2 separate regions of the Homo sapiens genome follow, and region 2 is linked to region 1. Evidence: chromatin loops called from intact Hi-C (ENCODE). Cell type or tissue: GM12878. All regions are shown on one strand. Each heading gives the region's core, and the rest is flanking DNA. Links, peaks and the distances in the headings are about the cores only. Region 1 overlaps PREX1 (phosphatidylinositol-3,4,5-trisphosphate dependent Rac exchange factor 1). Region 2 overlaps PREX1 (phosphatidylinositol-3,4,5-trisphosphate dependent Rac exchange factor 1).

The links. Peaks named below come from ENCODE experiments on the same cell type or tissue, not always from the same donor. Only the 100,000 strongest peaks of a DNase experiment are listed, where the experiment ranks them.
Region 2: a loop joins it to region 1, with 5 times the contacts of the local background. A loop is called at or near these places in 11 of 110 quality-filtered maps.

What each region holds. Positions count from the first base shown.
Region 1 is chr20:48,733,826-48,745,459 of GRCh38, forward strand. It overlaps PREX1 (phosphatidylinositol-3,4,5-trisphosphate dependent Rac exchange factor 1), which reads right to left. Exons shown (of 40, transcript NM_020820.4): 3 at 11,200-11,322; 4 at 721-825. Among named protein-coding and RNA genes, the nearest start is that of PREX1, 88 kb to the right of the region's middle. RefSeq lists an enhancer at 6,767-6,876. In GM12878, for the core only: no CTCF peak of the experiment used is centred there; DNase peaks (open chromatin) are centred at 5,206 and 7,056; H3K4me3 peaks cover 1,617 bases; H3K27ac peaks cover 4,821 bases.
Region 2 is chr20:48,782,688-48,794,321 of GRCh38, forward strand. All of the region lies in intron 1 of PREX1 (phosphatidylinositol-3,4,5-trisphosphate dependent Rac exchange factor 1), which reads right to left. Among named protein-coding and RNA genes, the nearest start is that of PREX1, 39 kb to the right of the region's middle. RefSeq lists enhancers at 568-657, 1,358-1,407, 5,732-5,791, 6,372-6,431, 6,532-6,631 and 1 more and a silencer at 7,511-7,610. In GM12878, for the core only: no CTCF peak of the experiment used is centred there; DNase peaks (open chromatin) are centred at 5,611 and 6,124; H3K4me3 peaks cover 2,777 bases; H3K27ac peaks cover 6,097 bases.

The DNA.
Region 1 (11,634 bases), core at 1,849-9,848:
CTGCAATCTCTGCCTCTCAGGTTCAAGCAATTCTCCTGCTTCAGCCTCCCAAACAGCTGGGACTAGAGGCACATGCCGCCACGCCCAGTTAATTTTTTTGTATTTTTAGTAGAGACAGGGTTTCACCATGTTGGCCAGGCTAGTCTTGAACTCCTGGTCTCAAGTGATCCACCCGCCTCGGCCTCCCAAGTGCTGGGATTACAGGCGTGAGTCCCCGCACCTGGCCGCTTAAGCCAGTTTTAATTGGATTTTCTTTCATTTATAATTAAATAATCCTAAAAATACTAGTAATCCTAATAACCATCATAATGACAGTAGTATTAATAATTACTACTCTTGCTGCCATTTTTAATAGAACCCTTACTTTAGACCAGGAATGGGCAAAGTCAACCCTAATCTGGCCCTCTGCCTGTTTTTGTAAATAAAGTTTTATTGCCACACAGCCACACCCACTCCTCTACACATTCTCTAGGGCTGCTTTCATGCTACAATGGCATGAGCTGAGTCGTGGTGACAGAAACTGTATGGTACGCAGAGCCAAAAATATTCCCCAGCTGGCCCTTTATGGAAAAGGCTTGGCGATCCCTGCTTTAGGCAGGAGATTACCCCAGCCAAGGAAAGGATTTGGCACCATGGGGCAGCATGAAGTCCTCTTGTGCCCAGATTCCACAAGGATGAGGCCGAGTGCAAGGGAGCACCAGGGCTGACGGGTCAACTTACCAAAAGGAAGGCGCGCACGGTAGGGATCTTGTTCAGCTCCACCAGCAGCCTCAGGGCTTTCTCATGGTTGCTGCAATACTCCTCGTACACGCAGAACTTGTCCTTCTGCAAGACAAGGACAGAGCCTGTGGGAGGCAGGTCATGGTAGCAGGCAGGTGCCCTGACACATGCTGACCACTGGGCTGGTAGGGTAGGGGTAAGGACTACCCTGACCCAGGAGAAGCTACAGCAGGAGGTATCTCAGGTAAAGCGGCTCCACTCACTACCAGCTTCCCAGCCTCCACTCTTGCCCCAGGTCTGCACTCAGGGGCCTGAATAACTTTTTGGGAAGCAGTGTGGCCTGGGGGTCAAGAGCATAGACTCAAGAAGAGCAGCCTGGGCTTGCACCACGGCTCTGTATTTCCTGTGAACCTGGGCAGGTTACCTGACTTCCCTGTGCCTCGGTCTCCTTATCTGTAAGGTAGAGTTAATAAAAGTCCCTAAGTCAGAGTTGTTATAGCTGGGGGCTAGCTCTGTTGACCTCCAGATGCCCCTGAGCCCAAAGATGTACTCCTTCCAGACTAAAGGTCACCTGTGGGTCACTAGGTCCAGAACCATCAGTCAGGGTTTCCCGTACTGGAAGAGACAGGAGCCTTCTTAGCAGGAAGCTCTCAACTGAGCATTCTTGGTTCCAGATGGTTCACAGAACCCGCCAAACCCTAAACAAGGATGGCGTGGGTGAGGTCACTGGAGGAGGAAGGGTTGCAAGGCCTCAATCCTGAGCTAGGGATGGGGGTGTGCAAGAGACCCGAACAAGCTAAGGAAGGAAGAGGTGGGTCCACAAAGCAAGCAGCTCATCTTGTTTCTAAACAAGCCCCCAGATGGCCTTCCGATGGGAGGCTGCAGGAAATAGGAAACCAAAGAGAAGGGAGGATGGGTTTAGAATTAACAGGCATCCCCAGCCCACCCCAGCTCACTCTGGGGGCTCTGTGTGCATCATCTGAGCAGACACCCTGAGCCACAAAGTGCCCAGGTCAGTGCTGATGGCTAACACAGAGTACATACCCAGCACATAGTACAGGCTGCCCAGCATGTAGTACAGGCTGCCCAGCATGTAGTACAGGCTGCACGCTGCTCTCCTGGAATGGGGGTGAACTCACTCATTCCCCACGACAGCCTTACATGGTAACTACTGTAACAGACTCACATACCCATGACAAAACCAAGGAAAAGTTGCTTCCCCAGGGTCTCGCCGCTAGTGCAGTGGCAGAACCAGGACTCAAACCCCCTTAACCCCAGTGACAGTGTCAGCTCAAGGTCATGGCATAGGGTAGGGATGGGAGTGGGAGGCAAATACCCAGGGTACAAATTTCAAGCCACAAATCTAGACTAAGCTGCATCCCAAGGGCACTACACCAGAATACTGAAGGGCACAGAGTGACTCCAGAAACCCAGTTCCACATTCCCTAAGTAGAGGGTGACCTTGGGCAAGTGCTTCTCCTCCCTAGGCCTTGGTTTCCTCACCTGCAAAATGGACATCATAACTGACCTTCAACACTTAGGATGCTGGAGGATGAAATAACTTAATATATGTGAAATGAGTAGAACGGTGTCTGGCACACAATACTTCACAATACTTCAATACCACACAATACTTCAAAGTACTCTACAAGTATTAACAACAAACATAAACACAATCGACAAACATGGATCAATGGGGGAAAATATCAGACAAACCATGTTACAATTACCCACAGTGCACCCCCATACACACACACATACCACAAGACACACAATCTTGATGCATATTCCAAGAAACCACACAATGATCTCAAGCATTACAGCATGCAAACTACATGCTCCAAACACCACCACCAATGTCAGCATGCACATGGACACATGCACTGAGTCACAAACCACCACTCACTCATCAAGTATCTGCAGTCCACTGAGATGCCAACACATGGCAAGGAAGGAGAAGAGGGGACCCCAGCACCCCCAACACTGCCCAGGCAGACCTTTTTCTATTCCCACTTGTCTCAAATGGGCCTAAGGGACCATCAAGGCCAAAAGAGCTGGGTGAGTAGATGTCTGAGCTGCAGGGGATCACTCAGCCGTAGGTAAAACCTTGTGAGTGGGGGCTGCTGGACACACCTGGAACCAGGATTTCAGCTGCAGACTGTGGTGATGCAGGCTGCAGGGAAGAGGAAGAGGAAGAAAGAGTACAACTATTTTGTTGTAGGTGACAGGAACTGGCCTGTCTGGAAACCTGCTCCTGCAGAGAAGACTTGCAGTGACATAAAAAGCCACCATGACCACTCTCACCAACCACTATCAGCATCAACCCTGTAAGTGCCAAGGAGAAGTTCTGCAGCCAGACCATCTAGGTTCATAGCCCAAGTCTCCCGGTCACCAGCTCTTGGTCAAGACAAGTAACATTTCTTGGCCTCTGCATTCTCATCCATAAAGTACAGACAACAATATCATTACCATAATGGTGTTGTGAGGATTGGCAGGTGAATTTATATTAAGGGACTTCCAATGGTGCATAGTAAGTGTTCACTAAATATTAACTAGTATTATTATTGCTTAATAATGTTGTTGCTATTATCACCAGCATGATTATTTCAGAAACTTCATTACCTTTTTTATTGAACAGGGTAGGGCAGTAGGTGGGAAGGTTTTGACAGCAAAAAAAAAAAAAAAAAAAAAAAAAAAAAGACAGGCAGAGTCAGGAGGAAGGCAGCAGATAGACTCGTGGGTTTAGGGAAAGCATCGGGAGGGTCCCAGGCAGATTTTGGGAATTATGATGGTCCCTGACCCCAGGATGTTTTACGTCTCATTCATGCACTGTCCTTCTCCCCTGAATCTCCTGGGACTGTCAGCTCCATCGGGACGGCGTTTTCATCTGTTGAGGTCACTGCTGTGATGTCAATGGGGTCAGCGGCCACTGGCAGAGAGCAGGTATTGTGACTATTTGATGAATGAAAGGAAGAAAAGAGAAGGAGGAACGGAGAGGCTAAAGGGCCCTCAGACCAGCTCTGTGCTTCTTCCCAGGCTGGTCCCACCCCACCCCAGGGACCATAAGTGAGCACATGACCCAGACAAAACCAATCAGAGTTCCCCGTCCTAATAACAGTGGCCATGTGACCCAAGCTGGGCCGCAAGAGCCCGCAAGGACTCGAGCTGGAATCACTGGGAAGAGAAACTCTCTTTGAGCTGCTGTTGAACCCCTGCCACCATGTGAGGCATGCACCCCATAAGCCCCTCCCATTCTCCAAGAGTGAAATCAGCACTGCACAGATAAAAGCAGAGCCTGAGATCAGAGAAAGACCTGGTCCTGAAATCATCATACGGAGTCCTGGATCTAGCTATGCCTGAAGCCAACCTACACTCCTGAACAATTTCACTGACATGCATCAGTAAAGTCCTGTATTTGTTTAAGCCTATCTGAACTGGTGTTTCTGTCACGTACAGCAAAGACAGTTTTGATACATGCACACTCTTAAAGGCAGAAAATGAAAGACATGGACCCAAATCTTAGTGAGGTGACAGGGTCTCTCTGTCCATCTCCACAGAGATGAAGGGAAGGGACTGGGCCAGAAAGCAGGGACAAATCGGTTTCTTCCCACATACCAACCCCAGTCACTGGGTAGTGCCAGCTGGAACACTGGTGAGGAGGATTCTGGGGCCCCACAGGAAGCCTAGAGACAGAATGCTGTGATTGATTAGGAATGTCTGCCACAGGTGCAGGAGAGGGGGTAACAAGCTCACCACTGGTTTGTCATTCCTCATCCCCTGAGCCCCCTTCTACGACAAGGTCTGCAATGTTTTCCTCTCCTTCAGCCTGTGGGAAGGGCAGGGGCCCAACGCTTGAGGCTTGGAGAAGTTAAATTTAGCAAAGGACAACATCCCCTCTGCAGCACCGTGCCCAGTTCAATCACGCCTGTGTCCTTTCATCCAGCCTGACCCCAGCTGCATCTCAGGCCTGAGACCCTGCAAATACGGAAACGCTGCTCTTGACAGCTCAGAGTCCAAGTGTTCCATTTCCTCCTGGAGGCCCGACATGGGGCTCTGATTGCTTTGCCAGGAAGAAACGGACAAACAGTTGTGCATACACAGATGTGGTGGGTACGGAACATGTGGCTGTGGGTTTGGGGGGAGAAGGGGACAGCTGCTGGCTGGAAACAGCCAGGGGAGGGGAGCTCACCCCCAGGAAAGGCTCAAGGATTGTGAGAGGTGGCAGCTGCTGTCCACAATACCCAGGTGACAGTGGCTCCACAGAGACCATCAGCTCCAAACCACTCATTTCACAGCCAGCAAGACTAAGACCCAGAAGAGGGAAGGAGCTGGCCCATGCAGACATATTCTCCAGTGGGGAGGAGAGAAGTGAGAATCAGGTCTCAGTTTCTCAACAGTCTCCCCAAATTATTTACCCATCCATACAGCTGTGGGGAGAGGGGGGTTAAAACAGAAATCAGACCACACTACTCCCGTGCTTAAAACCTGCAATGGCTTTCACTGACTCAGAATAAGATCTACAGTCCTCACCTCGGCACGCAAAGCCCTACAGGATCTGCCCTGCCCCCACTATGACACCCTCAAACTCTCTCTATCACTCACTCTGCTCTGGCCACGCCAGTCTCCCTTCTTCTCTCAAATGAGCTAAGCTTGCTCCCAGCTCAGGGCTTCTGCCCTTTCTCACCTTGGTCCAGACCACCCTCCCCAAGATCATCCCATTCCAACCCCTCAGAAAGGCCATCCCACCCTTGGGTTGCCAGATATAAAATAAACCCCAGGATGCCCAGGTGAATGCTCATTTCAGACACATATTTTTTTTAGTATAAGTATGTCTCAAATATTCCATAAGACATGTTTCCACTAAAAAATTATTTGATGTTTACCTGAAATTCCAATTTCCCTGGGTGTCCTTTGTTTTCATTTGCTAAATCTAGCAGCCCTGGCCCTGACCTCCCGATTGAAAGCAACCTCAGGCAGAGTCACTCTTTACCACATCTGCATTTTATGTTCTTCACAGTCTGCACTGGCATCTGAAATGACCTCATTTGTTAAATTACCCTCTGTTTCTCCCACCTACGAGCCGCGTGGCAGCACGGAGCAAGTCTGTCTTACTTAGTACAGCATCCCCAGGGTCTAGTGCAGAGCCTGGCACACAGGAGATGCTTACTATGTATTTCAGGAGACCTCATCACATAAGAGTAAAAAACACAGACTCTACAGCCTGACTGTGTCAGCTCAAATCCTGGCTCTGATGCTTCCTAGCTCTGTAAGCTTGCCCTATAACTTAATCTCTCTGGGCCTTGGTTTCCTCATCTGTAAAATGGGTACAATAATAGTAACCACCTTTAAAGAGTGTTGTGAAGTTTTAATGAATGCATATCTGTAAGGCACAGAGAACAGAACCCAGCACAAAGAAAATGTCCACTCGGTGCTAGTTTATGATAAACTCAGTAGTTAGTGGTTGGGTTTTGGGGAAAGGGGGTGAGGGACTCTTCCCCCATCTGATCAGTTAGGTGACACTAGCGGGCTGGACTGTGGGCCAGGGCCCCTTCCTCTCCTGGAGAGCCTGTCTGCAAGAGCTCTGTTCCCGATTAGCATCTCACCAGCCCAGATGCTGCCATGGCCATGGGAAAATGTTTCCAAGCAGGGAGTAAATGGAGTAAACAAGCCTGGGAAGGAGAGTGGACCCAGCACCTCTTTCCTTTGGGGCTGCAGTGGATGCCATGGTGCACTCCTCAAATGCCTGTCACAGAGACAGAGACACCCCTTACCCCAGGTGCTGGGAGTGCTGGCTGACAATGACCCTCAGCTAAGGCCCTCTCCTAGAGCTGCCTTCAGCCTAAGAGGGCCACCTGTCTGAGGCGGTACACCCACTCCTGAGGACAGCCCACTGGGCAACAAGGGTGCAAAGGCCTTGCCCACTTGCTGCAATTGTGCATAATCTGAAGAGCTATCCTAGTTCCAGAGTTCCTTCCAGATGGGACTATCAGTGGCTGGGGTGGAGCCTCTGCAACCTCTCCTTTAGCTGCTTCCAAGGGCCCACCTGTGTGCAAATCGCCAGCTTCCAGAAACCCAACCTACAGAGGTGTGGCCTTTAAAACTCCTGAGACAGACTGACTCAACCTATCCTCCGTGAGCAGGCAGGAAGAGGCGTGATAATTTTAATTTTTAATTAAAAAGATGATTTTAAATTAAAAAACACTGTATCACACACTGAGAACGCTGGCTCCTTTTTCAATAGGTCCAGTTAGCTCAAGGAGGGTCTTAGCTGGTGTGATGTAAGCAGCCTCAGGCTGAAAGGCTCAAGTAGTTAAGAGTTTCTAGATAGAATGCGGTAATACCGTTTGGTTTCTACTGCATTTATTTTGACAATTACCTTCTATTTATAGCACTCATTTTCTATTTTCAATGATGATGCAAATTTCTCTTTTTAAATAAGTTCACTGAAGTTTTGTTAAGTGAATCAATTTTTTTTTTTTTTGAGACGGAGTCTCACACTGTTGCAGGGGCTGGTGTGCAGTGGCACAATCTCGACTCACTGCAACCTCTGCCTCCCGGGTTCAAACGATAAGTGAATCAATTTTTTAAAGCATTAAACAAATAATAATACAAAGAATACTCAGATATAGCAAAAATTACAAACTTAGCGTGTGAGCTGAACTGAAGAACACTGGCTTAGCCCTTAGGATGGCCTAAAGCCCACTTCTGCGGCTGGCACAGTCGTGACCTTGAGCTTAACCTTTCTCTCAGTTTGCTTGCATGTCCAGAGGGCAAGTGAGCTTGGGGCTCGATTTTTTTTTTATTTTATTTTTTGTTTTGTTTTGTTTGTTTTCAGACAATGTCTCACCCTGTCACCCAGGCTGGAGTGCAGCGGCATGATCTCAACTCACTGCAGCCTCAACCTCTTGGGCTCAAGCAATCCTCCCACCTCAGCCTCTCAAGTACCTAGAACTACAGGTGCACATTACCATGCCCGGCTAAGGGGCTGAACTATTTCTGATGCAGAGACAGAGCAGTGAACATGACAGAGTCCCTGTCCTCATGTTGTTTATATTCTAGGGAGAGACAGACAATAAGCAAAAAGGGGCAAAAGATCCGATGTGTCAAAGGGTGATGCGGACTGTTCTGTTGAGAATGACAGAGTAGGGGAGGGGCGCGGAAGGGCAGGAGTGCAGCAACTTAAACAGGAGGGCATGGAGGCCTTTGCGGAGAAGATGGCATTTCCAAAAAGCTTTCAAGGCAAGAAGGGAGAGAGCCGCAGGGATGTCTGAGGGAACTGGTCCAGCAGAGGAAGCGGCCTGGGGTGAGAATGGGCTTGCCATGTTCTGGAACAGCGAGGAGATCCGTGTGGCTAGAGCCAGGGGAGCAAGTTCCGAGGAATGAACAGGGCCTGGCGGGCTGTGGGGATTTTATTCCAATGAGGCAGGAACCTTTGGAGGGTGCTGGGAGAGGGGTTGAAGAGATCTGATTGATGTTTCCAGCAGGTCTCTCTGTTGGCTCAGGGGAGAACCAATCTCCAAAATACTTCATCTCTGTCAAAGCCTCCGACATTCATCCTTGTGCCCGGGCATCACAGCAGCTTTGTGAGGCTGGAAGGACGGGAGCCCTGCTGAGGTGCAGGGGGGCTCATGATAGATCGCCTGGAATGGGGCTCAGTGATCCCAGGTCTGGGCACCCTGCACAAAGTCACACTCCAGAGAAGCCTGGGAGGTGCCAGAAAGCGCTGGATCACGTGAACAGATGCGCACATTACCCAAGTGAGAAACAATTCCTGAGCACTTATTATGTGCCAGGTTCTACCAACGTCATTCATTCTCTCAACCACCCTAGAAGGTGAGTTTTGTGATACCCACTTTACAGATGAGAAAACTGAGGCACAGAGAGGTAAGGTCATTCTCCCAGGATCCCAGAGCAAGGAAGTAGCAGAGCTAGGATGCAAAGTCGAGCAGCTGGGCTCTAAAATGCTTGATCTCCCAGGCCCAGGGAGGATGCCAGGAAGGCCCCAGCACAGAACAACTTCCCACAAAGGCCTAAACATCCACCCTCCACACGTCATGACTCTGATGGTAAGTGCAGCCTTCACCAGGTGCCTAGTTTGATGAGGCTACATGAGGAGGGTCCCAGGTAGCAGAAGAGAGGACACGGAAAAGAGGTTGCTTCATGCACACTGAACTCCCCGTCCCCAGCCCCCCAGCCCTCCGCTGCATCTCTGAGCAAGTCAGGAATCCTGCAGAAAGAGAGAGGTGAGAATAGCCCCGCTGTGTCCTCAGGGTCCAGGGCTCCTCACTGACAAGCGAGTTAAACCCACTTCCCCACAGCCTCTGGGGCTCAGACAGAGAAGCCAAAGGAATGAGGGGGGCCAGGGCTTTTGGCAAACTGGACAGTGCACCTTGAGGACCCTTTCTCCCACTTTTGCTAAGTATAGGCAATCCTAAGCAAGCTCGGATCATGACATCACAGCCAACCCCAAGCCCACCCCCTCCAGGAAGCAGGCCGGAGTAACACTCACAGCTGACACGCGGCATTAGCTTGGTGCTGAGCCAGGTCATTCATCCTCATGACAGCCCCCTGCAGCAGGAATTGTCGTTACCCCCACTTTACAGAGTTGGAGACTGAGGCCCTGAGAGGTGAAAGGACTTGCCCAAGGTCACTGGGCTGGCGAGCAGTAGAACAGGGATTTGAACGTTGGCTGTTGGCTCCAGAGAAAAAGCACTTCCTGTCTCCTCTGAACCCAAAGGAAAGACTGTCCCTCCCATCCTTTTCATTTTCCTATTCAAACACCTTTACTGCACACTGTGGCCACTTGCCCCTTCTCACCATCTCCACTGCTACCATGCTGGTCCGAGGCACCGTCATCTCACTTGGTGGGGTAACCTCTTAGATGTCTCCCGGCTTCCAGTTCTCCCTCCACAGCTACTCCCCCTCACAGCAGCCAAAGGGCCTGTGGACCACTTCCCTCCTCTGCTCAATGCCCTCCGCTAGCACCCAGCCCACCTGCGCCCCATTGTGCTCTTATTTGTCCAATTCCAAAGATGGAGGAGCGTCCGCTATGTGAATAGGAAGATAACGTCGACATTTATTGAGCACTTACTGTGCCAGGAGCTGCACTGAGCAGGCTCCTTGTATTATCTTGCTTAATCCTCACAATGTCCTGGATTTATCCCGTTTATGGGTAAAAGGACAATGAGGCACAGACAAGATCAGTCAACTTGCTGAGAGGACCACAGTTCATGAGTGGCTCAGCAGCCTGGCCAGAAGCTCTCCTTGCCCTCACTTTCACGTAGAGAGTGGCTGGCCCTTGGCTGAATGACTGCATCTTGGGGTAGTCTGCACGCCTGATCGCACATGAGACTTGCCCCCCATTGCCCTCTGAGGGCAAAGTCACACAGCTCCATCATCTTAGGCTCTAGCCACTCAGATGTGATCCCTTGGAGAAGTGAGTTAGTGATGATGATGATGATGATGATGATGATGATGATGATGATGATGAGTTAACAGTGGCCGAGTGCTGATACACCAAAGTTTCTCCACCTTGGCACCACTGACATTTGAGGTCAGATGATTCTCTGTTGTCGGGGCTGTCATGTGCATTATAGGATGTTTGGTGGCATCCCTGGCCTCTACTTACTAGAAACCAGTAGCACTCTAGAGCTAGGACAACCAAAAATGTGTCTGGACATTGCCCATTGTCCCCTGGGGGCCAGAATCACCCCAGCTGAGAAGCTCTGCTCTAGACTCTCTACCCGATTGCTTTACCTCTGAGTCTGGCCATCAACCTTAGGAGGTATACGGAATTGTCCCTACTTTGCAATTACAGGAGGAAATAGAGGCTCAGAGAGGCAAAGGAGTTTGGCTCACATCTCGTGCCCGTGAGGCTAGCTTGGGTTCTTCTGTCTGTGAGGGGGGTCCCAGGTAGTACAGAAAAAGAGGGTATGGAAAAGCAGTTGCCTTCCTTCTTCCAGCCTACCACCCACAATTCCAAATGCGTTAGTAATCTTGCAGGAAGAGAGAGGCTATTGCAACAAGCGTCAGCCTCTCTGACCAACAGCCCAACGGGGCACCCCAGGATCAGACACCCTTACTGTCCAGTGGGTGCCTGAGCCGGGACTCAAACCCAGGTCTGTCTGATGCCAAGTCCATCTCTTCTTGGCCACTAGCTACCTCTGATGGTCACTGTGGCAGAGGGGCCCCGCCAGGCCAGGAGGTCGCAGGACTCCAGGACACATGCATTCAGTGAGGGCCCACCCTCTATGTGGAGCTGAGGGAAAGGAGAGTCACTAAAAATGCCCACAGCCTGCTGGGCCTGACCTACTTCCCATAGTTCCAGGGATGCAGACTGGGCCCACCTGCCCACCTTGCTACCCCATCTCCCAGACAGGCCTACAGAGGAAGCTGGTGAAGGCGGATGGGGCAGGGACCCAGGGAGAAGCCCACTTTTCAAAAACTAGAGTCCACCAGGGGCAGTGGCATGGTACTCACGAATTTTAAGAAAACATTCCCAAGTTCATGCTGAGACTGCGGCTCCGGGTGTAAACAATACTCCAAGGCGGCCAAGAAATCCTTATGAACTTCCAGGATGTCTTCGATGTTCGAGAACAGGACCTGTGAGGAAAAGAGAGGCCAGAGGACAGCGTTAAGGCTCAGAGGGAGAGCAAAGCCAAGCACTGAAAAAATACAAACCTCGGTGCGGGTGACATTGTAGTCAAAGAAGAACTCTCAAACACCGGAACTGGTTTACCACTAATAGAAATCTTTGTAATAACAGAAATATTACCAATATTTATTTACTATAATCGGAATTAGTGACTAATCGTGTGTTAAGAACTTTATACGCATTCATAGAATCTAATCCCCACTGTAAATCTGTGAGATAGAAACTATTGTTATGCCCAATTTACAGATGAAGAACCAAGG
Region 2 (11,634 bases), core at 2,473-10,472, 49 kb after region 1:
AAGCCAGGGGCAGATCTGGGGAAAGGACTTCCCAGGTAGAGGAAACAGCACAGGCAAGAACCTAGAGGCCGGGCTGTGTTTAGAGGGTCCATGGAGCAGCAGGCTCAATAAAGGATTCTCGCTCTCACTGCAGTGTGATGAGGAGTCCCAGGAGGGGCATCACAAGGGAGAAGAAGTGAACAGGCGAGTGTCATAGTCTAAGGTGGGGTTAGCAAGATCGCTCTGGTTGCTGTGGACAAAAAGGACTGTAGGAGGTGACGGGGCTACAGCAACAGGCCAAGCAAAAGAGGAGAAGGCCTTAAACCAGAGTGCTGGTTAACAGCACAGCCTCCGGAACCAGGTTGCCTGGGTTTACACAGCGCTGCCACTCACCAGCTGCGTGACCTTGGGCAAGAGACTTCACCTCTCCGAACTTCAACATCCTCATTTGTGAAATGAAAAAGAAGGATACATGCCTGATATGGTTGAATGAAGACTAAAGAAAATACCATTTGTAAAGTGTGTGAAAGAGGAAATGTCTGTTAGATGGGGTGGTGGCAGAGAGGGTAGTGAGGATGAGAGGCTTGGAAGGCAGAACAATGAGACTGGCCACTGGATGGGATGGTGAGACAGAAACAGAGGATGGAGAGTGACTCCGAAGTTTTTGGCCTGAGCAAGTGGAAGAATGGAGGTGCCATTAGCTGAGATGAGAGAGAGAGGGAGGAACCAGTTACAGGGGCAAGATGAGGAATTTGGTTCAGCACATGTGTAGTTTCAGGTGTTATTTTAGATCCAAGTAGCAATGGCAAAGAGACAGTGGCCATACCCGGGTGCAATCCAGAGGTGGGGATGGTACAAAGGACACAAGTGACATCACCAGGAAGAGAAGAGGCCCACAGGTGGGGGCTGGCACCCCCAAACCATCGGAACCCAGGAGGCAGAGGAGAAATAACAAAGGACCTAAGCAGATGTACGGGAGGAAAACCGAGAGCCCACAGCACCCTGACACCGTGTCTCAATCATACCCTGCCTGTCTCAGGAGTGAGATTGGTCTCGACTACTCAGCAGCATCTCCCAGAACAAAGACACATCTTAAAATGTTTCTTCAGTATCCACTTCACCACTACCTGTTACCCAAGTACCCCAAGGAAGAAAAGTCATTGTCTTCAAAATACCCCAAATGAGCTGGCCACTTCTAAAGTGATTCCTGCTCAAACAGCTCACCTGCTAATGTCCCCTCCATGTCTTTATGGATCTCACGCTCCTGAATATACCACAGTCACAACACAAGGTGAACGGAAAGCAAATCAGTTGCAAAAGGAAACTGCAAATCCTGCAAAAGATGCAGGGTTTTATGACATCAGTGAAAGTGATGCTGGAGAACCACAGCTGGCTGCCAGGCAAAGCTATAAACAAATAAAGACCCAGGAGTCGCTGGCTCACAATGAGAGTGAAGAAAGCCCAGGAAGACCACATAAGAAGTTCCAAAGGAACTTTTCTGACCATCAGAGAGTGCACAAGAAGTCCAAAAACGGGCTCCAGGGGTTTTGCAAAATGACTCTTTATCATCATGCTATAAAGTGAAACCTTACATGAATGATGTGGCATCGTGTAATCATTTAATTTTATCAGAAAAATTACACATACCCCCAACAGTAAAAAATAACACTTGGTTCCCTCCTTGTTGATTCTAAGAATTCATGCAATGTTGTTATTACATTCTAAATACAGTTACTGACGGGATAAAATTCCACCTATTTTTAGGATTGTGGTTTTCTTCTTCAAAGTGAAGGACTCATCTAGACTCTACCCCCGCCACCCCACATTCTCAATATTGCTATGTTAGGGCCCATTTTCAATGAGTTCTCAGCAGCAGGCCTCATTTTGGTAACAATTATTCTGTGACAGTGAGGCCGTCCTGATCTGCACACTGCTGGACCGAAAGGCCTCCCCCTCTTCCCTAAAGAAGCCCCTTTTCTGGGGGTCAAGAAGCCGACCTGCCCACAGGAACTGGGAGCCCACCAGAAGAGAAAGGCAAGTGGGCGACTGGGCATGAAACCTTGGGAATTAAATGTCCTGGGTCCTCCTGACCCCACCTGAGCCCACAGCAGCTCCTTCCCACTCCACTGGCTGGACAGAAGCAGCCACAGCTCCCTGTGTGTAGCCAGCAGACCCTCCCTTGTGCAATCTCATTGAAGTATATACTTAAAATGGGTAGGTTCTTCCAGATATCATTTCTATTTCTTTCTCTCTTTTTTTTTTTTGAGACCGAGTTTCGCTCTTGTCACTCAGGCTGGAGTGCAATGGCATGATCTCGGCTCACTGCAGCCTCCATCTCCCAGGTTCAAACGATTCTCCTACCTAAGCCTCCCAAGTAGCTGGGATTACAGGCACCTGCCACCACACCCACCTAATTTCTGTATATTTAGTAGAGATGGGGTTTCACCATGTTGGCCAGGCTGGTCTGGAACTCCTGACTTCAGGTGATTCGCCTGCCTCAGCCTCCCAAAGTGCTGGGATTACAGGCGTGAGCCACTGCACCCAGCCAGATATAATTTCTATTTCGATGAAGCATATTTTTTTAAAGTGCTGATCTGCCTGTCAGCCTACTTCCTGCCTGGGGTCTCCTCTGACAAGCCCACAGGAGGTTTACCAGCAGTGGCTGCCCCGCTCCCACACCTGTGATGGGTGGCAGCCAACACCAGCCCAGAGGACACCTTTAGGGCCCACTCATCGAAGCTGCAAAGATGCTGAGCGCCACTGGTACCTCCACTGCCATCCATTCTGCTCAAGAAACTGGCTTTGGGTGGGACCCCCTGGTGGTGCCAAGGCTTGGCTCCAGCCACTGTGACCACCCAAGGTTCCCCAAACTCATCCACAGAGCCTGGCACCAGATAGCAGAGCGGCCAGCCAGGGCTGAGCTCAGGCCTCATCGCTGATGTTCGGACTCCAGGGACACCCCCTCTCACCCTACAGAAGTACCTGTCCCAGCTGGCCAGTCTCTTTGGGCTTTTACCTCCAACCTTCAAGATGTCACCACCTCCACCGGTGCCAGCAGCCCCTCTGCTTTCCCTCAGTAAGCCTGTGCACTCAGAGGGTTTTGATCCAAGGCATCAGCAGGAAAAAAAAAGTGCACCAATGTCCCCAAATTCATTCCATAAATACTGACGAGCCCCCATCATGTGGCAGGCGGTGGAGACGGAGGGCACAGGAAGACAGAGCTTACCTCTAGCAAAGGGAGACAGACAACACAGCAGCAGGCAAAGCCACAGGGCAGAAAGAGCCGGGATGGATGGGCCGGTGCCTTCCAGCAGGGGGTTCAGAAAAGGCCATGAGGAGGGTCCATGAAGACAGTGGGGCCTGAGCGGGCTCATGGATCACAGCAGGAAGAGAATGGGGCTGGGCTGGACCCGAGCATCTGAGGAGCAGCCAGGGGCCAGGATGGCTCTGGGCAGAGAAAGGGGGTGAGTCGGGGAGGTGAGGTCAAACCTGGAATCTAGGCCTGAACAAAACTCCCTGGGAGGGGTCCTGGTGGCATGCTGGGGGCGGGGGGTGGTAAGCAGCTGGACCCCCTTGGAGGACAAATAAGCAACAAATCTATTTGCCTCCTTTCAGGGCATGTAGGTTTTGGACTTTCTAAAGGGCTAGGCAAACCTACCCTTGGGGACCCATCCTACAGAGACCCTAGAACCTGGGCCCAAGACATGACCAACAAGGAGACTCAGGGAGAGGAGGGAGAGCAGGAGAGAAAGAAAGTGGCGGGGAAACGGGATAGGGTAGAAAAGGGAGGATGGGGGCCGGGCACGGTGGCTCACGCCTATAATCCCAGCACTTTGGGAGGCCGAGGCAGGTGGATCACCTGAGGTCAGGAGTTCGAGACCAGCCTGGCCAACATGGCAAAACCAGATCTCTACTAAAAATACAAAAATTAGCTAGGTGTGGTGGTGCACACCTGTAATCCCAGCTACTCAGGAGGCTGAGGTGGGAAAAATCGCTTGAACCCGGGAGGCAGAGGTTGCAGTGAGCCAAGATCATGCCACTGCACTCCAGCCTGGGTCACAAAGCAAGACTCTGTCAAAAAAAAAAGAGAAAGAAAGAAAAGAAAAAAAAGAGAAGAGTAGAAAAGAAAAGAAAGAGAAGGAAGGAAAGAAAAAGAGAGAGAGAGAAAGAAAGAAAAAGAGAGAGAGAAAGAGAAAGAGAGAGGAGGGTAGGGAGGAGAGGAAAGGGAGAGGTGGAGGGGAGGGAAAGAGGAGGAGGCGTGGGAAGGACAAGAGGTCACAAGGATGCGACTCCTGACCCTCCCAGCCCCCCCTCCCCACAACACACTCCAAGAACCTCTCAGAAGCCCCCTTGAGCATAAGATGCTGATGACCCTCTGGGGACCCATTCTCTGGGCCTCACTGGTGGCTAGAAACGTCCAGCAAAGGCTGCGAGAAGCGGGCTGGAAGGCCATTCCTGACACCCTCCTTCCTCACCATGGTGACGGGCGACAGTGCCCACCGCCCCTCAACCCTGGCCCTCCCTGAGGAGGCCTGGGGAGGATTCTTCCTTTTAGCCCTGGAAACAGACCCTGACACTCGTGTCTGCTTCCCCCGATCCCAGGACGACACGGCACTTATGAATACATAAATCTCATAATCATGTAAAAGCTGGCTCTGTCTAGTGATTTCTTTTCAAAGACATCATAAAGGTCCTTTATAAACAAACAAAAAAAAAAAAGAAAGAAAGAAAAAAGGCTGATTCCAAAACATCACACATTACAAGTGTTTGAAGGAACAGCGAATGCCCGCTGGCAGCAAACAGCCCCCGGCCAGCCGGGGTCCACAAGAGAATGTTTCAGAGGCCTGAGCACTCTCGAGCTCATTTACTCTCTCTGCTGCTCCCCACATTATGGATTTATGTAAGCAGGACGACGAAAACCCTCGTCTTCCCCCTTACATTAAAAAAAAAAAAAGCAACCATAAAACAAAAAACAAAACAAAACAAAAAAACATTTTTGCAAGGAATTTTATAAGCTGATCTGGAGAACAGAAGAAGGACTAAGGAAACCCCTAAAGAAGTCTGGTTGCAAAATGTTCTGAAAAGAAAAAACAAACTTTTAACACAGGAACACCCAATGATACATTTTTTAAGTCTAATTTTGAAAAATGATCAAAACACTTTTTTTCCCCAACATTACAAATTACAAGTGGCCACCAGATGCTGGAGGAGGGAAATATGGCTGTGGTTTGTTTTATCTTCTCTGTTTTTAAGAAACCTCAAAATTAGGGAAGTCACATATACACAAGCAAAGGCAAGGCAGGAAAACTGCCGATGTGGGAGCTAAACTTCACTTGCAGATGGCGGAGGCTTCGAGATTAACGCACCCAGGAATCAGCCACATCCAGCCCTAGAGCGGGGGACCATGAGAGAATGTGTGCAAACCCAAATTGAACTTGTAATTCACTTGATGGATTTAAAAGGCCCGTGGGAAGTTTTCTGTAAGCCGGGAACATTTTGCTGCTAAGAAAGCCCCACCACCCAGGGAACAGGCGGGCAGTGTCCTCGAGCCTTTTGCAGGATAGAGGCAGATGTTTGGAGATATGATGTAACCTGGGTGAGTGAATTCATTCAAAGATGAGTCATGAAAGCAGCCCTCAAATGTCCTTCAGAAATCTCAGTAGCAGAACACAGAGCTTGGACCCAAATGCCCACCTACCACCCTCAAACAGGAAGCTCCCCTCTTTCAAAGAAGCTCTGGCCCTGAGGATGATGGCAGGCTTCAGCTCTTTGGCCACCAGCTTCTATTCCCTCATTTTACCGTAAAGTACCCTGATGCTGCTTGAAAGGTGTTGCTCATCCCCCACCTGAGGCACACAGAGCACAGGATGAAGCCAATTCTTTGTACGTTGAGCCCCTAGATCAAACTCTACCTGAAGCTGTAGGTCTAGCTTCATGGGCTATTATACTTCTTCTCTTATATGAGTCTGACTGGTTTGGGTTTTCAGTCACTGCTATGGTTTGAAGGCATCCCCCACATTTCATGTGTTGGAAACAAATACCCGCTGTGGCAAGATTCAGAGGTGGGGCCTGTAAGAGGTGACTGGCTCATAAGAGGCTCTGCCCTCATGAATGAATTAATGCATTCACGGATTAACGGGCTAATGGATGAATGGGGTATCATGGGAGTGGAACCGGTGGCTTTGTAAGAAGAGGAAGAGAAACCTGAGCTGGCGTGTTAGTGTGCTCAGCCCCCCTGCCACGTGATTCCCTAAACTGCCTCGAGTCTCTTTAGAACCCCCAAGAACGTTCTCACCAGATGTGGCCCCTCCACCTGGGACTTCTCAGCTTCCATAACTGTAAGAAGAAAGTTTCTTTTCTTTATAAATTACCCAGTTTCAGGTATTCTGTTATGAGCAACAGAAGATAGACTAAGACACTCACTCACACATTGAGCCCCACCATGCAAGGATTAAATAAAACCCTGACTTTAGCTAGAACCTTCAAAGTTCGGCCATGTCTACCCCTTCCAAATAACCACCAATTCAGAATGGAACAAGTTCCTCCAATGTCATGGAAGGTTCCCAGCTTCACCCAACTTCACAGTGCGATCTACCATCTGCTTCCTCAACATCTCCATCCACCTTCATCACGGGACAACCTGCAGAGCCTCAGGCCCTGACTCTGCTCCTCACCACAGAGGTTTTCTGAGTAATAATGATGGTAATAACAACATCATCAACAGTCAGGGCTTGCTGAGAGCTCAGGATGGGCCAGTGGGCTTGCTCTAAGCACGTTCATATGGTTATCTCATTTAATACAACACCCTTAGCAGTGGGTATCATTAGTCTCCCCGTGCTATAGATAAGGGAGCGGAGTCACCTGCCCAGAGTCACACAGCTTGTCTGTGGCAGGGCCAGGCTATCAGCCAGCCCCCACGCAGCCACTTGAAATGAGTATTTTTATGTTGATATGAGTAACTATGGCTATCATATCAAAACCATTATTTCATGAACATTATTAAGCTGAGACTATAAAGTTTTTAAAAAGGGAGGAGGTTCAGATTGAGTAAAAATATTATATAGACAATGTTGTGACTGGTATTTGAATATTATACAAATCATAAGACTGATACTGAAATGAGTATATTGCAGGAAATACTGGACGGACAGATGAACAGACGGACGGATGACAAATGGATGGACAGATGGATGGACAGGTGGGTGGGTGGGGAGATGGATGGGTGATGGATAAGGAGGAAAGAAGAAGGGAGAAAAAGAATGAAGTGAAGAAGGGGAGGAAAGAAGGAGAAAAATGGGCCTGGCACGTAGTAGGTGCTCAACCAATATGCTGAATGAACCCATTAGCAAAGAAGTAGTAGAGTGCTGTAGTTAAGAGTGTGGGCTTTGAAGTCAGACTGCTGGTTCATGACTTGGCTCAGCCTTTCCTCGCTGAGGAACCCTGGGCATGTGACAAAACCTCTCTGTGCCCCAGTCTCCTGGACTGTGAAATGGGACAATAGGAACACTTCCATCAAGGCAGCCAGAAGAAATAAGTCAGTTAATGAATGCAGAATGCTCAGGACACAGCCGGATGCATCCTAAGTGCTTGGTAAGTGTCAGCTAACAATATGATGAGTAAGTTGTCAAATCCATTCTAGGGCTGACCCAGTCTAACCACCTCTCTATTTCAGAAGCAACCTCAAGTTCCACGAGCCTCCCCCGAAAGTAGGAACGGAAGAGAGGAAACAGAGGAACAAAAGGCTCCACTCTCCCCAGGCTCCAAGGAAAAAGGAGGGTGGAGGGCTGCAAGGTAATTTAAGAAGTTTAACAGGGAAAAAAAGTCTTCAACATGAGTGCGGAAAAAAAAAAGATAAATTCAATGGTCCAGGCTGCCTCTCGAGACAGCTAAATTCTGTTGTGCTCATTCTGCATGCTTCAGCTTTTCTTAGACTCTGAGGAGTTTTTGCCTAAATTAGAGCCTGCAATATGCTGAAGAGAAGAAAGGGAAGGTGAAGGGAGGCAGAGAAAGGATCAGGGGCCTGTTAGGCACGCCCTAGAGGAAGCCTGGCTGTTCCATCCACTCCAACACTGAATGCCGAGACAGTGAAAGTCAAATCCCAGCACCTTTCCCCACAGCCACAGCCACAAGCTGTGGGTTGCACCCAAGTCCCACAGCCCAGCCCTCAGTGCACTCAACACTTTCCCTGCCATATCCCAACATCCCCAGCAGCAGCCACCCAGATTCTCCAGAACATCTGCTTACCTCTACCCACCCTGTCCCCATCAGCTCCCACCCTCCCCAGTCAACTGAAACATTACTGGCTGCTCAGGTGACTGCTATCACCACCCGGGAACCCCAACACATATTTATTCCCAGGAATATGTGAGAGGGTGAGAGTGTGCGCATGTGCATGAATAATGCATACACTGTACTTATGCAAGGAGATATGCATGCAGAAAACGGCACCCCAGCTAGCTGACTTGGAACTGTGCAGATTCATGCACACACACACACACACACACTAATATCACTCCCTTCGGTAAACACAGACAGACAAAGCACACAGAAATAAATCGTTACCTTCGCGCTGCTGCTGCCAGATGGCAGAGCCTGGCATTGCTGTGTCTGCACGTCTGTGCATTTGTGTGTAATAATAACGGTGGCTGACATGACTGAGCTCCTACCACGTGCTGGACGCTGTCCTAAGTGCTGCATCAAACCCAGAGGAGGTGTTATTATTACCCGTTTCATAGCTGGGGAAACCAAGGCACAGAGGTCAAGTCATTTGCCCCAAGGTCACCCTGCTGGTGAGGGGTAAAGTCAAGGACTACAGAATAAGCACCCAATATGAGCAAGTCTCGTTTTATGACCCTGGGGGGTGACAGGGAGGAATCCCAAGATGACCAGCTGCCATGGGGGTCCTCAACAAGCCCACCGTCCCAGTGATGGGTCAGGTTTCAACACAATTGAAACGGACAAGAGCCAGAACTCCCCAGGAAAGAGGGGTGCCCAAGGTTCAGAAATGTTTGAAATCAAGTTCAGTGTCCAGCAAAGTCCTCACCACCAGCAACAAGTCAACCCGGGGGCAGAGTATGCAAACTGGCAACCCACAGGTTTGGCCCACAGTCATGTTTGGTTTGGCCCATGAAGTGTTTGTTAAAAATGTGATTGAGTTGCCAACTTTTAAAAATCGAGTGATTTCATACCAAAAACTCCACATTTCCTGCCATTGGAAAATGTCTTTAAGAAGTCAAGAGATCTGGCAATACCGGGCTCGAGTTCCCGCACGGGGACTGCTGCCTGGGGCTGAGAGGTGGCTGCTTGCTTGACATGGGACATGTGCTCCAGAAGGCACAGATTGGGGTTGGGGGCCTGCCTGTGGGGGCTCACTTCTGTGCCTCAGTTTCTTCATCTGTAAAACAGCTTCCCCATAGGACTGGTGTCTGGCACCCAGCAAGCACTCAATAAATGTTAAATAGCACTGCTGTCTCCCCAACATCCAAGGCCCAGGGCTTGAGGCATTGTTTTATAAAAATAAGAGCTAAGGCCAGGCGTGGTGGCTCATGCCTGTAATCCCAGCACTTTGGGAGGCCAGGTGGATCACCTGAGGTCAGGAGTTCGAGACCAGCCTGACCAACATGGAGAAACCCGGTCTCTACTAAAAACACAAAATTAGCTGGGCATGGTGGCTCATGCCTGTAATCCTAGCTACTCAGGAGGCTGAGGCAGGAGAATCACTTGAACCCAGAAGGCAGAGGTTGCTGTGAGCCAAGATCGCGCCACTGCACTCCAGCCTGGGCAACAAGAGCAAAACTCCATCTCAAAAAAAAAGGAGCTAACACACATCTAGCACCCGCGCTGTCCCAGGCTCTGTTCTGAGAGCTGTACTTTATGAACTCACTCAATCGTCCCAAGAAACCTATGAGACCATTCCTAGGTAAAAGCCCAAGAGAAATAAAAACTATCTCCATACAAAAACTTGTACACTCATGTGCATAGCAGTATTATTCATAGTAGCCAAACTGTCAAAACCCAAATGTCCATCAGCTAATGAATGGATAAACAAAATGTATATCCATATAATGGAATATGATACAGCCATAAAAAAGGAATGAAATTCTGACACATATTACAATGTGGAAGAAGCCAGATACAAAAAAAAAAAAAATACACACACACACACACACACACACACACACACACACATAGTATGATTCCATTTATATCCATTTATATGAAATGTCCAAATCTGTAGAGATAGAAAGTACATTAGTGGGCCAGGCATGGTGGCTCATGCCTGTAATCCCAGCACTTTGAGAGGCAAGTTGGGTGGATCACTTGAGGTCAGGAGTTCGAGACCAGCCTGGCCAACATTGCGATACCCCATATCTACTAAAAATACAAAAATTAGCCTGACATGGTGGTATGCGCCTGTAGTTCCAGCTACTTGGAAGGCTGAGGGGGGAGAATTGCTTGAACCGGAAGGCAGAGGCTACAGTGAGCTGAGATCGTGCCACTGCACTCCATCCTGGATAACAGAGCAAGAAACTGTCTCAAAATAAATAAATAAATACATACATACATAAATAAGTAGACTAATGGTTCCAGGGATTGGGGAAGTGGAATAATGGGGAGTGACTACCAATGGGTTTGGGTTGTTTTTCAGGTGTGATTAAAACGTTCTGAAATTAGAAGATAGTGACAGTTACACAAGCTTCTGAATATACCAAAAGCCACTGGAGTGGACACTTTGGGGAATTCCTTATGGCATGTGAATTATACTCAATTAAAAAATTAAAAAGAGAAACACCTATGAGATAGGCATTCTTGTTATTCCCATTTTACAGATGAGAAAACCAAGGTACAGAGAGATTAAGGGTAAAGAGATGTTCCTCTATATCCACATCGATGTTGAAAGTAGAGAGACAAAGTTAGGGGGAGAGGGTTACGTGATTTTTCCTGCACTGGCTGCTTTACCGGTCACAGCCATAGGGATCTGGATTTGCAACCCTTGCTCGGGCAAATCATTTACTCTCTCTGAGCCCGAGGCAAAGGCCAGACAGGAATGGCTTTTCTCTTAATCTTGATCCCTCTCGGGTCCCCAAGGACCCTACAAGTCTGGAGCATTACATGGAAGCATTACTTATTCATATGTAAGGGTCAGTTCTGGCCATTAATAAATGATGATTTTAACGACTCACAGTGGTCCACTCCCAGGGAAATGGGAAGAAACCATTCTGGGTTTTCTAGGTCCAAGCCCTTCACATGGCTGGCTCAGATGTCAAAGCAAGTGGCTCAGTAGCCCATCTCCTCCCAAGTGTCTGGCCAGGAGAAGAACCCCTTACTCACCAGGCAGAATATGACCTCACCGGGCTAAAGGATCCCCTCACTCACTAGAAGCCCCCATGGGACAAGAGGACCCCTACCCCACAGAGTGGGAGGACCCCCTTATGAACACCCCCATAATTTGGAGCAGCAGGCTCTCACTGAGCTACTGGGAGCTGCAAACGAGCCCCTCTAAACCAAGGCCCTGTCTCTGAGCACGGAAGGGACCTCAAGGTGCCCTGCACCTCATTCTCAGATGCAGGGACCAGCCTGTGAATGAAGTATCAGAAGCCAGACAGTGAGAGGGAGAAACAGAGGGAGATAGGGGCACAGAGAATGAGACTGAGA